Regions from separate parts of the Homo sapiens genome. Here region 1 is linked to region 2. The links are chromatin loops, found by intact Hi-C in ENCODE. Cell type or tissue: PC-3. All regions are shown on one strand. Region 1 has its middle 180 kb from the start of GC. Region 2 overlaps SLC4A4 (solute carrier family 4 member 4).

Region 1 (5,000 bases), 340 kb before region 2:
TGTCTATTATTCCACTTGGTGTGTACATGTGTACCCATTGTTTAGTTCCACTTTTAAGTGGCAACATGTGGTCTTTGACTTTTTGTTTCTGCATCATTTCACTTAATAATGGCCTTTAGTTCCATCCATGTTGCTGCGAAAGACATTATTTCATTCTTCTTCATGGCTGAGCAGTATCCCATGGAGTATATATATTCCATTTTCTTTATCAAATCATCTGTTGATAGACACTTAGGCTGATTCCAAGACTTTGTTATTGCAAATAATGATGTGATAAACATATGTTTACTCATAACACTTCTGACACCAAAATGAGGGGTTGTTTTTCCTCCTGAAACAAACTGAGTCTCCTACAATTCAATTCAATTGAATTCTGACACCCCCAGAGTTAACATCAGACTCCACAGGTTTAAGAGCTCAATCCCACAAGACTGCCCTTACTTCACAGGCCAATCCCAAGTATGAAATCCCCAGGCCACCCGCCCTTCTGTCCAACATAGCTACAAAGTTAGGGATTCCTACAACCCTCTTTTTAGAACTGATCATTGACTACAACTCATAGAACTCAGGAAAGCACTTAACTTACTATTTCTGGTTTATTATGAAGGGTAAAACTCAGGAACAGACCAATGGGAGAGATACACAGGGCAAGGTATGGGAGAGAAAATAGAGCTTCCATGCCCCATCTGGGCACACCACCCTCCAGGAACCTCTGCATGTTCACCAGCCTGGAAGCTCTCCAAACCCCATTGTTTATGTTTTATTTAAGGAGGTTTTATTACATACACATAATTGATTAAATCATCAGCCATTGTTGATTAGGACAGAGTCCAACCTTTCTGCACTCCCTGAAGGTTGGGGAGTGGGGCTGAAATTTCCAAGCTTCTAGACAAAGTTTGGTCTTTCTGGCCCCCAGTCTCTATCCTGAAACTATATTAGGGGCCCAGCAAGAGAGTTGCTTCATTGGAAAAAAAGGTGCTTCTATGATTGTTATCAATCACGAAACTCCAAGAGTTTTGGAAACTCTGTGCCAGGAACAAAATCCAAATTTCTTTCTATGATACCACACTGATCTTGTAATTATTATCCTTCTTAAGATTTATCACAGTTTGCATATATTTATTTATTCACTTGAATAATTCTTTGCTAAATTCATTATTTCTCACTAGACTGTGAATTCCATGAAATCAAAGAGCATCTCTATTTTGGTCACATTATTGCATAACATATGCCTGGTACATGGTATGCGCTTAAAAATATTTACAGAATGAATAATTTCCTTCAGAAAATGTTCATCACATATTGTGGATTTTGAATTAACTTCTGGAACCATATCTAAGAAAAGGGTTTTTTTTTGTTTTTTTTTTTTGAGACAGTCTCACTCTGTCTCCCAGGCTGGCGTGCAGTGGCATGATCTCAGCTCACTGCAAACTCCGCCTCCCGGGTTCAAGAGATTCTCTTGCCTTAGCCTCCCAAGTAACTGGGATCACAGGCACCCACGACCAGGCCTGACTAATTTTTGTATTTTTAGTAGAGACAGGGTTTCACCATGCTGACCAGCCTGGTCTCGAACTCCTGACCTCAGGTGATGTACCCACCTTGGCCTCCCAAAGTGCTGTGATTGCAGGCGTGAGCCACTGTGTGCCCAGCAATTTTTTTTTTTTTTTTTAGAAATGAGGTCTCAGTATGTTACCCAGGCTGGTCTCCAACACCTGGTCTCAAGCAATCTGCCAGCCTCAGCCTTCCAAGTGCTAGGGTTACAAGCATAAGCCACCACATCAGCCTAGAACACACAATTTTAACATAATCAGATAAACATAAAAATAGCAATTATTAGCATGTTGATTATTTGCAATTCACCTTAAGGACAACTTTATTGATTATTATCTATTATTATCTCCACTTAACAGTTGAGGAAACTGAAACTCAGGAAAGGTAAGCAATTTGCCTAATTTTACACGGTCGATGATAGAAGTTAAATAGCAAGTGCTCTGAACACTCTCTTAAGAGACAGAAAGAACTTACTCACCCTGAGGGAGTTGAAAAAGGTTTCACTGAGAAGTGACACTTGATCTGAATTTTAAATAATGAGTCAGAGGTTTCCAAACAGAAAAATGGTATGAGGGCATTCCAGGAAGAAAAAGGTATGCATAAATGTGGGAAAGGGCATGACATATTTGTTTAAGGCAAAGAGTTCACAGGAGCTGAATTCCTAAGTTACTTGGCAGAAAGTACACAGAAAAGAGGCAACAAAATTAGGTTTGGACCAAATTGGGAAAGGCTTGCATTAAATCTAATCTGGACAAGGGAAAACCAATGGTGGATTTGGTCTAAAAAAAAAAATCCAGGTAGCTTTCTATGACTTAAAATGCTAGGTATATACAATTCTGCCAAAGAGAAACAAAAGTGTCAGACTTATTGAAACACACAGATGATAAAAGACAAAAGTTAGGAGTTCCTCATTTAAAATAAACCAACAGCTCTCTTCCTCTTTTCTTCACTTCCTTTCCTGGACACTTCAGTCCTAGCCAACCAGGTGTAGTTGAGCATGTGTCCATCTCAGCCTGGGAGAGCCACAGTGGTCAAGAGTGAGAATTGAGAGCAAGCTAAGGGTAATGAGAGCGTCCACCAAAGGAGGCAGCCCAAGGTGGCCTGACAGTGCTTCAGTAGGATAAGGAAAACATCCATGTGAGCAGGCAGCCTGGCAGCAGGTGTTGGAACCTGAGCACATCTATAGAGGCATAGCCCAGGTGCAGGATCTCAAAGCCAAGCAGGGTAAGGAAGACACCCCTGAAGGGGTGAGCCCAACACAGGGAGTCAAAGCCCAAGCAGCATGAGGAGGGTGTCTGTGTAGGAGGGATGGCATGATAAAAAGAACTGGGTGTCCAGGTCAGGTAAGGAGGATGTCTGGGTATGGGGGGTGATCCAGTGTAGAGTGTCAAGACCAGTTGTGGTGAGGAGGGTTTCTTTCTGGGATAGTGGCCAAATGTGGGGTGTAAGAGCCTAATGGGAGTAAAGAGAGTGCCTGCATGGGTGCCGTGATGTGGCAGTAGCCAGGAATGAGGATGTAAAACCTGAATGGAGTGACGAGGATGTCCCCATGAGGAAAGAAATAGGATCAGCAATGGTGAGAGGTGAAGCCAGTGGACTTCATGCATCGAATGGGGACTTGGAGAACTTTTCTGTATTACAAGAGGATTGTAAAACACAGCAATCAGCACTCTGTAGCTAGCAAGGGGATCATAAAATGCACCAATCAGCGTGTTGTAAAATGTACCAATCAGCGTGTTGTAAAAACGCACCAATCAGCACTCTGTAGCTAGGAAGAGTATTGTAAGATGCACCAATCAGCACTCTGTAAAATGCACCAATCAGTGCTCTGTAAAATGGACCAATCAGCACTCTGTAAAACGCATCAATCAGCAGGATCCTAAAAGTAGCCAATCACAGGGAGTATTGAAAAAAGGGCACTCTGATAGGACAAAAACAGAACATGGGAGGGGACAAATAAGGGAATAAAAGCTGGCCACCCCAGCCAGCAGCAGCAACCCGCTGGGGTCCTCTTCCAAGCTGTGGAAGCTTTGTTCTTCCACTCTTCACAATAAACCTTGCTACTGCTCACTCTTTGGGTCTGTGCCATCCTTAAGAGCTGTAACACTCACTGTGAAGGTCTGCAGCTTCATTCTTGAAGTCAGCAAGACCATGAACCCACTGGAAGGAACCAACTCCGGACACAATGGGAATGAGTTCCTTACTCGTAGATTGATCAACAAATAAGTACCTTAAGGGTAATGTGTGCAGATTGCTCATGAATGAACTGCAAATATGGAACTTTATGGTTTTGTCTGGCATTGGAGGCATTAGTGTAAACTCAGGTCTTTCAAAATATATGTTAGATATAGAAATAAATAGAGGTGTGTGCCTGTGTGTATATAATGAGAGGGCATGAGATAAAATGAAAGGCAGGAAGCACAGCTAGCACCTTGATCTTGACTTCTAAAGACCTTTATCCATTGAGAGCTAGGGATTTTGTGAAGAAGTAGCTGATTCCAGGCTGGGGGAGAAAACTACAGTGTGAGCCTAGAACAACTTGTGGTGTCTAAAAGTGAGGAAGTGCTCAAAGAATCATAGAGACTTGTAGAAAAAAAAAAAAAGTCAGGTTGAAGGGGCTTCCACTAGGCAAATCAGGGATAATTTGGAGGTCAAAATGAATACAAAGTGGCAGACAATAACGCATTAAATAAAACAGGAAATCATGAGTCTATATTAATATAAGCAAACAAGCAAACAGATTGAAACTATGCTGAGAAAGAGGATTTTACATAGTCTCATATACTTGCCCCTGCAAAAAATGCTTATTAACTGCAAAGGGAAAAAGAGTCACCTCACAGTGAACAACCTTGGCAGATGCCACCTCATTCAAGGATTAAACACCAGTGATAAGACAAGATGTATTTTATCAGGTCCACCTGATAAAATACAAAGAACAGAACACAGTATCATTTTAAAAATATTTATGCCAAAGATGCATTACCTGAAACTAAAGATAAGGAAATGTTAGACAAACCCAAAGAGATAGTCTCTAAAATAATTGACCTGTAATCTTCAAGTGTCAGAGTGTTAGTTAAGAAGAGACTGAAGAAGTAACTGTTCCCTATTGAAGGAGACTACACACATGACAACTAAATGCAAGCTGCGATTTTGAACTGCATTCTTTAGATACAAAGGATGTTATTTACACATGGGCTGAGGACGAGATGGTAGTAAGGTATCAATGTTAATTTCCTGATTGTGAGTGTTGTATTGTGGTTATGTCCTTTTTTATAGGAAATGCACATTCAAGTATTCAGGGATGATGAAGCATAATATCAGCAACTTAAGAATAGATTCAGAAAAAAAGGTTCTTTGTACTTTATATCCACAGTTTCTGAAGATTGAGATTCTTCTTCTAAAAAAAGAAACCAACAATAAAATCCCATGTGTGTGTCAGCTGAGTTCTC
Region 2 (5,000 bases):
TAACATTTTATTTTCTCTAACTTTATTATATGAATACAGTATATAATACACATATAAAATGTGTTCATTAACTGTTTATGCTATTGGTCAACAGTAGGCTATTAGTAGTTAAGTTCTGAGGAGTCAACAGTTACACACAGATTTGACGGTGTTAGGTCAGTGCCCCTAACTCCCATGTTGTTCAAGTTTCAACTGTATTTACTTTAAGTTTATATGTCAGTCATTAGGCTAAGCACTTTATATTGATTATCTCATTTAATCATCACAACAGTTCCATGAGTCAGACAGTATTACCACCATTTTTCAGATAAAGAAACTGAGACTTAAAGAAGTTAGTTAACTGGTTCAAGGGCATGCATCTGAACCAGGTCAATCTGATTCCAGCATGCAACGCTTGACACATATGCTTCTCAGAGCTACTTCTCAACTACTTATCTATGCTTTCAAAACTTTATGCCAATTTTTTGTTTTGTAAAAAAAAAAAAAAAAGAATTCTAGAATCCTCAGTCTAATATTCAGTTTAAGGAGCAAGTCGGCTTTACCCAAAACCACCCTACTATCAGTAATACAAACACTATGCATTACCTTGTGAGGAAACGTATCAAGAACAATGTCATGAGACTGACCTTTTCCAAACTTTAACTAGCTTTTGGCCCTGGGGACTGAAACCAACTATGAACCAAACTACAGGAGCTCAATAGAGACATCCAGTCTTTTTACATTTCTCCCACTGCAAGAATTAGGGTGGTCGGGAATGGTCTCCTCATAACTAAGCAAGCAATATTATGCTTCTTCTGAATTCCTGCCCCAATTATTTTTAAGTTCTGCTTTTAATGATTTAAAAGTACTTGCATATGAACTGGTTTCATGCTCCCCCACAGTGAAGAAGAGGGGCATGTATATCTTTATCTGATCCACTATATATGTAGAGACAGACTAGTGCAGTGAGCCAGCCATTTACCTGCTGAATGCCCTTGGGTGCATTACTCACTTCTCTACATTTCATCTATAAAATGGAGTTAATAATTATATCTACCTCATAGGGTTGTTATGAGGCTTAACTAAGCTATTTCTTATCAAGCATTCAGAACAAAACTCAGTGAGCATTACCTATTCTTATTGTAGTGATGGTAGACGTGGCAGTTATTATTATGAGAACAATCACAAAATTGGAGTGACATCTTTCACATAATTTATTCTGGTATTTAATGACTGTCAAAAAGAACCATTCTAAATTAACCATTCTAAACTAAAATTATTATTTTGGCTGCATTTCCCAAAATTAAATTTGTTCAAATCAATTTGTGACATTGCTATATCTAGTACTTAATTCACCTTAGTAGGTTCCTCAGAGACCCCATAAAATAAAATCCACTGAAATATTTTTAAGGTTTTCTTGTAGTTGTGAAAAATCATCAGGAACAGCATCTTTGAACACTTTTCATGTCAAAGTCATATCCTTCATGCGTTATGATGTGGAACTGTGCACATAAAGCTCGACCACATGCCGAGGCTGACCCAACTGCCTTTTTAGGAAAATTCAAACTTGTCTCTAGGTCCTCCTGCAGTCATCTCAGTGCTGAGGCAAGATGGTCTTTCTTCCAAACAAGAGTCCAGATCCATTTTTTCAAGAGATTAACAACTTTACCACTTGCTTAACATGACGCCCTCTAGTACAATGGTAAAGCACATGCTAATTAGAGCCAGGAAGATCTGTGTCTGAATCCCGCCACTGAGAACCTGTATGTCTTTCAGTCATTTAACCTCCATGAGCCTCACTTTCCTTATCTACAAAATGGAAATAAGTACCTTCCTTATTGGGCTTCTGGGAAGACTAAAGAAGGTAGTGTATAAAGTGCTTAATATTCAATAACAACAACACATAGCCACAGTTAACACTCTGGGGAAACACTCTCAAGCAGCACCACTACATGAGCTTTTCTACAACTCACCTCCTACTGAAGCCTAGATGAGAGAAATGATGTTTACAGAAGACCAACCTATAATCTGGGTCCTGTAAAACATATCCTTGGATAAAGTAGAAACACTAGAAGATTATATATACTTGCATTTAGTTAATTTATGTCTCTAACACATTATAGGCAGCATGAATAGAATGGTGAGGACACAGGCTGTAGAATCAGACAAGGTCTGGATCTCAATTGCTGGCTTACTCCTTACTAGCTACGTGACCTTGAAGAAATAGTTTAAATTATTTGAGGATGAGTTTCCTTATCATTAAATGGTCACAATGATACCTTTAAAAGATAGTTGTGATCATTAAATGTTCATGAGGGTTAAATAAAATAAAATATGCAGAATAAAATAAAATATGCACTAGTAGAGTGCCAGACACATAATAGGCACCCAGCAAATGTTAGCCCCCTTGCAATGCATTTTTATGTTATTGAGTAGCTACAAATTTTTGTTGAGAGCATTATCTTCATTTATTCTTATTGCTCCTTATCTATGGCCTCAAGCAAAACAATTATTTTGAATACAATCCTAGTAAAATCTCCACTTCTCTGTAGCATGTTTTTCCTTTTCTAATAAGAAATATGTAACTGATTGTGCCTCTTTTTATCTTGGCTGCCAGGAAGCTCAAAGACAAATTAAATTCAACTGTAGGAACAATATTAATCCTAGTGGTTCTGGATATTGTGTGTTCTCCCTGGTTTGGTTTCTATTTCCACCCATATTTTATTATTTCAAGACCCCTCAAATCTTTTGTAGAATGTGAGAAGCTATTAACTAGCCAACACATTAATTCATTTCTGGGAGAAGATATCACTGTAGGTACTGTAAAAAGAGCACCAGATTTGGAATGTTCAAGTCCTAACTACTTCTCATACTTGTCCCCTCTCTGGAGGTAATTCATTTCACCTTTCAGATCTATATTTTCTCATGTAAAGCAGAAATAATAACCTCTAAATATCCCTCAGAATCATTTATGTATACAAGTATGCTTTGTAACCTGTCAAGCACTATGTAAAGGTCAGGTATTATTATTTTTATAATCAGAGAAGTGAACATTTAAACAAGTGAAGGTGTCCACATAGACATAATCTATGGTGCAGCACTGAGGACCCCTGCAGGCAAACGTGAAAGATGTGTAGTGGTGGGCACCCACAGCAGCCACCATGCTTACCTAGGCTGTCCAAAAAGCTATAGCAGGGATCCCTGGAAGAGAAGAGGCAGGATGGAAATAAATGTAAACACTTCAAGGGGCAATCCAAATTCAGTAAGTATCTCAAGCTAATTTGTTCTTTTGCTTTTAATCTAACTGATTTGCTTAGAAGACAGTGCAGATGAGACCATGGTTTGTTCCCCAATGAGCCTATGAGCTCCACCCCTCACTCTCACCAGGTCCATGCAAGGAAAGGTTGAGGGGAGCAAGGGGGCTTATAATGTGGGAACCCAACATCTATCCTTAATCCCCTACTAAGGACAGTGGATACATCACATAACTGGTACATCCAAAAGTATTCATATACTAATAATGTGAGTCAGAGTAGGGGATGTTTTTAAGTTCAGTTTGGGTTAGAACCAAGTAGCTCTTAATAATAAGGAGTGTGTTTCTACATTTTTAAGTAATTTGCTGATTTATTCCAGGAGGTCAAATGTTCTCACAGAATCCCCAAGTCTTTTATTCCAAAACCCATCCCCTTCACTAACAACTTAATGTAGCAGCCACTTGCCATAGAGAAGAGAAAGAAGGAAATTCCTAGTATTTTGGAAAAATAACAAGGTAGAAGCTGGAGTTAAAAGTCACAGGTTCTGCCGGGCACGGTGGCTCATGCCTGTAATCCCAGCACTTTGGGAGGCCGAGGCGGGCGGATCACCTGAGGTCAGGAGTTCGAGACCAGCCTGGCCAACATGGTGAAACCCCGCCCCTACTAAAAATACAAAAAAATTAGCCAGGCATGGTGGCAGGTGCCTGTAATCCCAGTTACTCGGGAGGCTGAGGCAAGAGAATCGCTTGAACCCAGGAGGCAGAGGTTGCAGTGAGCCGAGATTGCGCCATTGCACTCTTGCCTGGGGGACAAGAGCGAGACTTCATCTCAAAAACAACCAAAGGTCATAGGTTCAAGTCCCAGCTCTTCTCCTTGCTAATGTGTGAATGTGATTAAGTTACTTAATGATAATAACTAATATACACTAAGCTGTATTATTTGCCAGTGCCCTTTGAAAGCTTTATACTCAGGTAACCTTCACAGCCACCTGGTGAGGTATATTTCTTTATCATCTTACCTCACAGATCACGAGAATGGAGACTTAGAGCAGTCAAATTACTTGCCCACCATCAAAAAGCTCGTAAGTAAAGTATACTGGGATCTAAACACAAACTACGATTCCAAACCTATGGTCTTAACCACTGTATAATAGTTTTTTAACAAATTTTGCTTTCTTCATTTGTAAAATATGGGAAAAATAACACTGGCATTATATTTCTCACAAGGTTCTTACGAGGATTAAACATAATCATGGACATGACAGCCTTTATTAAGTCTATAGTACATGACAAATGTTATGTGTTCCCACTTAAGTCCATGCACATTTCCTAACACCAACTACTTGCTAGGCAAAGACACGCAATGCAATATGCCAAAAAGAAGTTACTTCTACATGTTCTGAACTCAGAAAAGAAAAACAAAAAAAAATTTTTAAAGACATCTGTGAAAATGAGTGACTGCTGTAATAAGAGCAGCCATGGCCAAGCTGATGAGCAACGGGAAAAGCCCGTTCAGAATCTGCCCACACCCTTCAGAAAGACACAACTGTCACCTAAACTGCTGGAATTTCAAATACGGTAAAAGCTATTATACTGCTACGATCATCCATTTCCAAGGCAACACACTTTCAAAGGAGTTTTCTCTAGAATTCAGTTGACTTTAGACCAATCAAGTGGAAAACAACTATTCATAGCTGTAATTTTCTAATTTTGAATATACCCAGCTTTGGAGAAATGAATAATGGAATCCTCCAAGATTTGACTGCAC

What was found. A loop is a pair of places that touch in the nucleus more often than their neighbours do. Peaks named below come from ENCODE experiments on the same cell type or tissue, not always from the same donor. Only the 100,000 strongest peaks of a DNase experiment are listed, where the experiment ranks them.
Region 1: a loop joins it to region 2, with 7 times the contacts of the local background. A loop is called at or near these places in 2 of 110 quality-filtered maps.

What each region holds. Positions count from the first base shown.
Region 1 is chr4:71,605,602-71,610,601 of GRCh38, reverse strand. No RefSeq gene overlaps it. Among named protein-coding and RNA genes, the nearest start is that of GC, 180 kb to the left of the region's middle. In PC-3, no CTCF peak of the experiment used is centred here; DNase peaks (open chromatin) are centred at 1,251 and 2,121; H3K4me3 peaks cover 2,025 bases; H3K27ac peaks cover 2,941 bases.
Region 2 is chr4:71,269,168-71,274,167 of GRCh38, reverse strand. All of the region lies in intron 3 of SLC4A4 (solute carrier family 4 member 4), which reads right to left. Among named protein-coding and RNA genes, the nearest start is that of SLC4A4, 84 kb to the right of the region's middle. In PC-3, a CTCF peak has its summit at 3,082; a DNase peak (open chromatin) is centred at 3,077.